Regions from separate parts of the Homo sapiens genome. Here region 2 is linked to region 1. A link is an interaction called in ENCODE POLR2A ChIA-PET data of the cell type or tissue named here. Cell type or tissue: GM12878. All regions are shown on one strand. Each heading gives the region's core, and the rest is flanking DNA. Links, peaks and the distances in the headings are about the cores only. Region 1 has its middle 5.1 kb from the start of STK17B. Region 2 has its middle 33 kb from the start of DNAH7.

Evidence for each region. Peaks named below come from ENCODE experiments on the same cell type or tissue, not always from the same donor. Only the 100,000 strongest peaks of a DNase experiment are listed, where the experiment ranks them.
Region 2: POLR2A ChIA-PET joins it to region 1 with 8 read pairs; 11 of 35 experiments call an interaction of 5 or more read pairs at or near these places.

Annotation. Positions count from the first base shown.
Region 1 is chr2:196,175,208-196,178,131 of GRCh38, forward strand. It overlaps a transcript of STK17B not described here. Among named protein-coding and RNA genes, the nearest start is that of STK17B, 5.1 kb to the left of the region's middle. RefSeq lists an enhancer at 1,094-1,353. In GM12878, for the core only: no CTCF peak of the experiment used is centred there; a DNase peak (open chromatin) is centred at 1,134; H3K4me3 peaks cover 1,102 bases; H3K27ac peaks cover 1,793 bases.
Region 2 is chr2:196,100,449-196,103,372 of GRCh38, forward strand. No RefSeq gene overlaps it. Among named protein-coding and RNA genes, the nearest start is that of DNAH7, 33 kb to the left of the region's middle. RefSeq lists enhancers at 515-604, 625-774, 1,045-1,144. In GM12878, for the core only: no CTCF peak of the experiment used is centred there; DNase peaks (open chromatin) are centred at 973 and 1,333; H3K4me3 peaks cover 213 bases; H3K27ac peaks cover 2,152 bases.

The DNA of each region.
Region 1 (2,924 bases), core at 116-2,615:
TACTTACAGCATGTCCCAATTCAGATGCCAAATTTTCATCGGAAACACTTGATCTGTATTTAGATTTCACAAAATTTACTGTTGCAAAAAGCAGATTCACATTCCTAAGTTGTTTTGAACAAACTAAAGTTTTTCACGCCAGGTGTGGTGGCTCATATCTGTAATCCTAGCACTTTGGGAGGCCAAGGCGGGCAGATGATTTGAGATCAGGAGTTCAAGACCAGCCTGGCCAACATGGTGAAACCCCGTCTCTACTAAAAATACAAAAATTAGCCAGGCATGGTGGCAGGTTCCTGTGATCCCAGCAACTCAGTAGGTTGAGGCAGGAGAATCACTTGAACGCAGGAGGCAGAGGTTGCAGTTAGCCGAGATTGTGTACCACTGCACTCCAGCTTGGGCGACAAAGCGAGACTCTGTCTCAAAAATAAATAAAGTTTTTCAATAACTAAATACAGTATCAGTTTCTTAATATAAATTTAATGACAATGAAATAAAATAGAAAATTTTGTCATGTTAGCCACATCCCAAGTGTTTCATGGCCACATGTGGCTACTAAGTTAGGCAGTGTAGGTCTGAAGGGCTAGAAACGTGCCTTCTAATTGTGTCTAAATTTCCAGTGCTAGAGACAATCAGAGCAGTCTGGAGCTAGAAAAATTCTTGCAGTTCAGTAACCCAACTCCCTTGTTTTAGAAGGGAAGAAACCTACAGTGAGAGAAGTTGAGGGACTTGCAAAAGATCACACACCTAAATTCGGTGGTACATATCTGAACAATAATTTAGGTCTCCTGACTCTTAATCCTAAGATATTATTTAAGCCTCTTCACATCAGACATACTTCAGAATAAAGTAATTTTTAAATTTATCTGAATCATCACTCCGATGATACAGGCAAGAGAAAGCAAACCTGTATCCCAACTGCATTCTCATAACCTGATAAGAGCACACCCTACAATATTTAAGGCACCCTCCTTCCACTCTGTCTTAGGGTCCATGTGGTTTCATCTGTCAGCTCTCTTACCTCAATGCATCACTGCTTCCTCTCCTTGGAGCCACCTGGCCGAACATCGCTGCCGCCCGCCCACAGAGCATCCGGCCACATTTTTCTGTCTGCAGTTTTCCTCTCCCAGGTGTCTACCACACGTTATTTAAGGTTGTGCTTCAGAGAATCCTTTATATTTGCAAACCAAAATATTCAGTAGAAACTACAGTAAAGTTGTAGAAGAGCTGCTATGCTCCAGCCACAAACACACCAGGCTCTAAAGTTCTACCTCGTGAGAAGCTGTGAGAGAGAAAGAGAAGATATATGTGTGGTTAAGTGTGTGACATCAGGCAGCCCTGCCTTCAAGTCCCAGTTCTGCCCATTCCTTGTTGTGTGATTTTGGGCGATCCTCAGTTTTCTCATCTGTGAAATGGGGATAATAATAATAGCTACCTCCATGAGATTGAAATGGGATAATGCATACTAAGAACAGTGCCTAACAAGAATAAACCCTTGGTTCTGTTCCTACAAGCTATTATTATTTACCAGTGCTTTGCCAGCTCCCCATGTGCACTACTGCGCCCTGTGACTAGCAAGATGCTCAAGACATTGTGGGTTCTATATAAATATTTGTCAAATGGCTTTATAAGATACTTTCGATTTTCCTCACATCTTATGGTTGATGCTAGTAGGGATCATTGGGAGAAAAATGTCATTGGAAAGGAAAGGGGAGAGGGAGGTGACTGCTTTTCCTTTCAGTATCTATCTGGTGGAGACACCCAAGTTCGGAATGAAGCTCTAAGGGTCAACAAATGGTGGAGTCCAGGGGGCCGTGTGAGATAAAGAAATTAGTCACTAGTGTTTAAAGGAAGTAGATATCAAGTGGTGCAAAGAAATAAATACAGGGTATAAATATAGGGTGCTGTCTATTTGATTTGAGTAGATAACGCCTACTAGCTCTCCCTAATAAATCTCTTCCTTTTTCACTTTGCTAAGAAACTTCCTCTGCCAACTGCATATACCATGAATGACAACCTGCTATCACATTCTCCAGGGTACATGGCAGGTACCCTTCCAGAAACCCTTCACGTAGTGAGTCTTCTTACAGCAGGCAGTAGCAGATATAGATAAGGCAGAGCCAACTTTTAATCCCCAGCAACTCCCTCATTAGGAGTGATCTTTGTGTCAACTGGTGTAAGGTGATAGCATGAACATTGAGAAGGCCAATCTACTCTGAAAGTTGAGCCATTTTGTGGCATAAAAGCATTAGTAATGTGGGAAATGGTACTATTCCTGATTATCACAGCATTCCTGACATTGAGAATATTCAAAGATTCTTGAATCTTTTTAGTAGTTGGCCTTTCCTTTAGATTTATAGAGCAGCATTTCATGGCTTCACTTTTACCGAAGAATCAGTAAGTTCAGAGCTGTTCAGAAACCTTTAAAAGGTCACAGATTATGAGAGAATGGTTCTGTAATTTACCAGCTGTGAGATCTTGACCAGGTTAGAAAATCTCTGTGCCTCTATTTTTCATCTGTAAAATGGAGATAATATACTTGCCTCATAGTGTACATGGCAACAACAGTTCATAAATAATGAAACTGGCACTGTTCTAAATGTGTTGCTTATGTTAATTCATCTAATGCTCACATCCTCCTATGAGTTACAGTGCTATATTTTCCTCCTTTAAAGATAAGAAAACTAGCCAGGCACGGTGGCTCACACCTGTAATCCCAGCACTTTGGGAGGCCAAGGCAGGTAGATCATGAGGTCAGGAGATTGAGACCATTCTGGCTAACATGGTGAAACCCCATCTCTACTAAAATTACAAAAAAAAAAAAAAATTAGCTGGGCGTGGTGGTGGCTTCTGTAGTCCCAGCTACTCGGGAGGCTGAGCCAGGAGAATGGCGTGAACCGGGGAGGCAGAGCTTGCAGTGAGCCGAG
Region 2 (2,924 bases), core at 319-2,818, 75 kb before region 1:
TTTAACCTCATTCTTGACTCTGCCAACCCACGCGATCATTTATTAGGAGTTAACAGAAACCTTTAGGGAGAGATTTGTTAAGGGTTACAGAATCAGAGCAAGGGAGGAGGAATACGTTTCTAGTGTTCTATACCACTGTAGGACTACTACAGTTAACAATATGTAGTTTCAAATAGCTAGAAGGAAGGATATTGAATGTTCCCAACACAAAGAAATGATAAATGTTTGAGATAATGGATATGCTAATTACCCTGATCTAATCATCATACATTATATGTATCAAAACATCCTTACATACCCCATGAATATGTACAATTATTATGTGTAAATTAAGAAAGAAAGAAATCTCTTGGACTCCATGTAATGTATTTACGCACAGAACACATTCTGGCTCAAACTAGGAGGTGGAGGTCTCCAACTGTACAAAGGGCACTATTGCACTTACTAGGGGTAAGGATTAGAGCTTTCGATCTACACAGGAAAAGTAGAAATGGCAGTCAAGAGCCACAGTGATGCAAGCTGAAGTCAAACCAAGAGGTGTTCCCTGCCACTTGTCTCTTATTTTGAACATGCCAACTAATTGCAGCCCACCCATCCATCCTTCCTTGTGCCAGAGGTGAGGGCTAAGCCATTGCTGCAGAAGTCCTCTTCAGCAGATAGCTGTTTATCTGGTCCTTGATTAATGGTAAGGGGGCTGCTCCTAGCTTTGTTTGGATGTTCAGACAGCAAGAGAGGACACTTGGTTTCAATATGTATATCTATTTGATTCAACCTCCAGCTAAACAATCCTGTTTTCCCTAAGAAATGAACATGGAAATGGTCAAATGTCCACAGGAACATTGGTACAGGAGGAGTATGTTCAATAATCACAAGATATGAGTCAGATGTTCAGAGTGTGATTTTGATATGAACCTTTATTGTGGGAGAGGGAGGGAGGGTTGAGCTATCTGAGAATCAGTTCTGGCTCAGTCCCTTGAGCCTGCTTGGGTGCGAAGGTTTCAGTTCTGTGTCAGTGACTCAGCTCTACTCTGTTCAGGGAAGATAAATTAGGTGCCACGTGCTTTACTCTTAGTGAAATAGGTTATTTTGGGGGAAATATGTGGAAAGTTACTTTTTAAGAAATTCCAGTGAATATGAAGGGCTCCTATCTGAAAAGATGCACATTTGGCTTGTTGTGAGAATTTTTTCCTTCCTTATGAAAAACATCTTGTCTTCAAATTTGTCTGGAACTGTTTACTACATTGCCCTTTTGAGTTGCACCAATAAGAAGGGAGTCAAACACCATTTCCAATAATACTCTGCTCAGTCATAGTGACAGTATGCCCCTGCCTCCCACGCTGCCACACCAGTCCCAGCCGAGGAGCACCTGTGAAGTCTGTTCTGCATCACAGCAGTAAGCAGTCACAGGGCCTATTAGTTATGCACAGCAGGAGAGACCTTGGGGTCAGTGTTAGAGTTATGTTTTTCATACGCATGCAAGACAGCTTACATTCTGCACTCTGGTGGCGTGCAGATGTCCTGGAGAGTAAGGCTCCTTTGGTTCCCTCACTTTTCCTTTTGCTAATAGACCCCAGGCTTTGTTCAGGGATCAGGCAACAATATGCTCATGGTAGTTAGGCTCAGTCTCAGAGAGGAGTCATGGATCATCCATTCCCCTTTGCCTGTGAATGGCGTAGGGATCATGCCAAAAAAAGAAACACTGCTTAGGGGTTTGGAAAAAGTATTTTCTTCCTAGTAAAAGAAATCTTGGTATGACTGAGCTGCTAAATCAATCCACCCTGCAACCCTAATTTTGGACTTCTTGTTTGGAGAGATAATAAATTCTTTATTGTTTAAACCCCATTGGATATAGTGAAAATTTCACCAAAAAGCATCCTAACTGGTCCTCACGGGTAGGAACCTGAATTTATTTCAACTTCTGGAAGACTGTTATGAGCCACAGACTGTCAACTCCTATACAAGCTGAGAAAATAAGCATTCATGGTAAACTGGGGTTATTGAGGAAATTGCAGTTGAATTTGCTCACCTGTAAAATGGGAATATCAGTAGTAACAATTTCAAAGTCTCATCCTGATGATTAATTTAACCCAGGCAAAGCTCTTAAAGCAGTGCCTGGCACATAGAAAAGACACAATTTAATTATCAAGTGTTGTTATAGAGATGAGGAGGCAAGAAGGATTGATCACTTGGGGCTAAATTAGGGATACCAACTAGGAACAAAGATACTCACTTGCAAAGAGAAAGATGATGGCAGACACTCTGGCATGGCTGGCTAGTAGTAAAGTAATATAGAGGAGATCATAATTACAGTTTACCAAGCCCTCTTCATCATGTTCATTCCCTTTGCATGAACACAATTTCCTCAATACCTACAGTTTACCATTAATGCTTATTTTTTCAACGTATATAGGAGTTGATAGTTTGTGGCTTATAATACTCTTCCAGAAATCGAAAGTAAATTCAGGTTCCTACCCCTGAAGACCAGTTAGGATGATTTTTGGTGCAATTTTCACTATATCAAATGGAGTTTAAACAATAAGGAATTTATCATCTCTCTATACAAGAAGTCCAAAATTAGGGTTGCAGGGTGGATTGATTTAGCAGCTCAGTCATATCAAGCTTTCTTTTATTAGGAAGAAAAGCCTTTTTCCGAAGCCCCATGTACTCCCGCTAACTACATGGGTGAGCTGGCTGTGACTGCAGCTCTCATCCAGAATTTGTCTCTAGGGTTGGTTTAGTTCACCTGGTGTGATAGACTGAATAATGAATGACCACTGTCCCCAAAGATGTCAATGTCCTAATCCTTGGAACCTATGAAAATGTTAATTTAGTTCAATGATAAAAGGGACTTAGCACATGTTATTACATTAGGGATCGTGAGATCGAGAGATTATCCTGAATTATCCAGGAGAGCCCAAGATCCT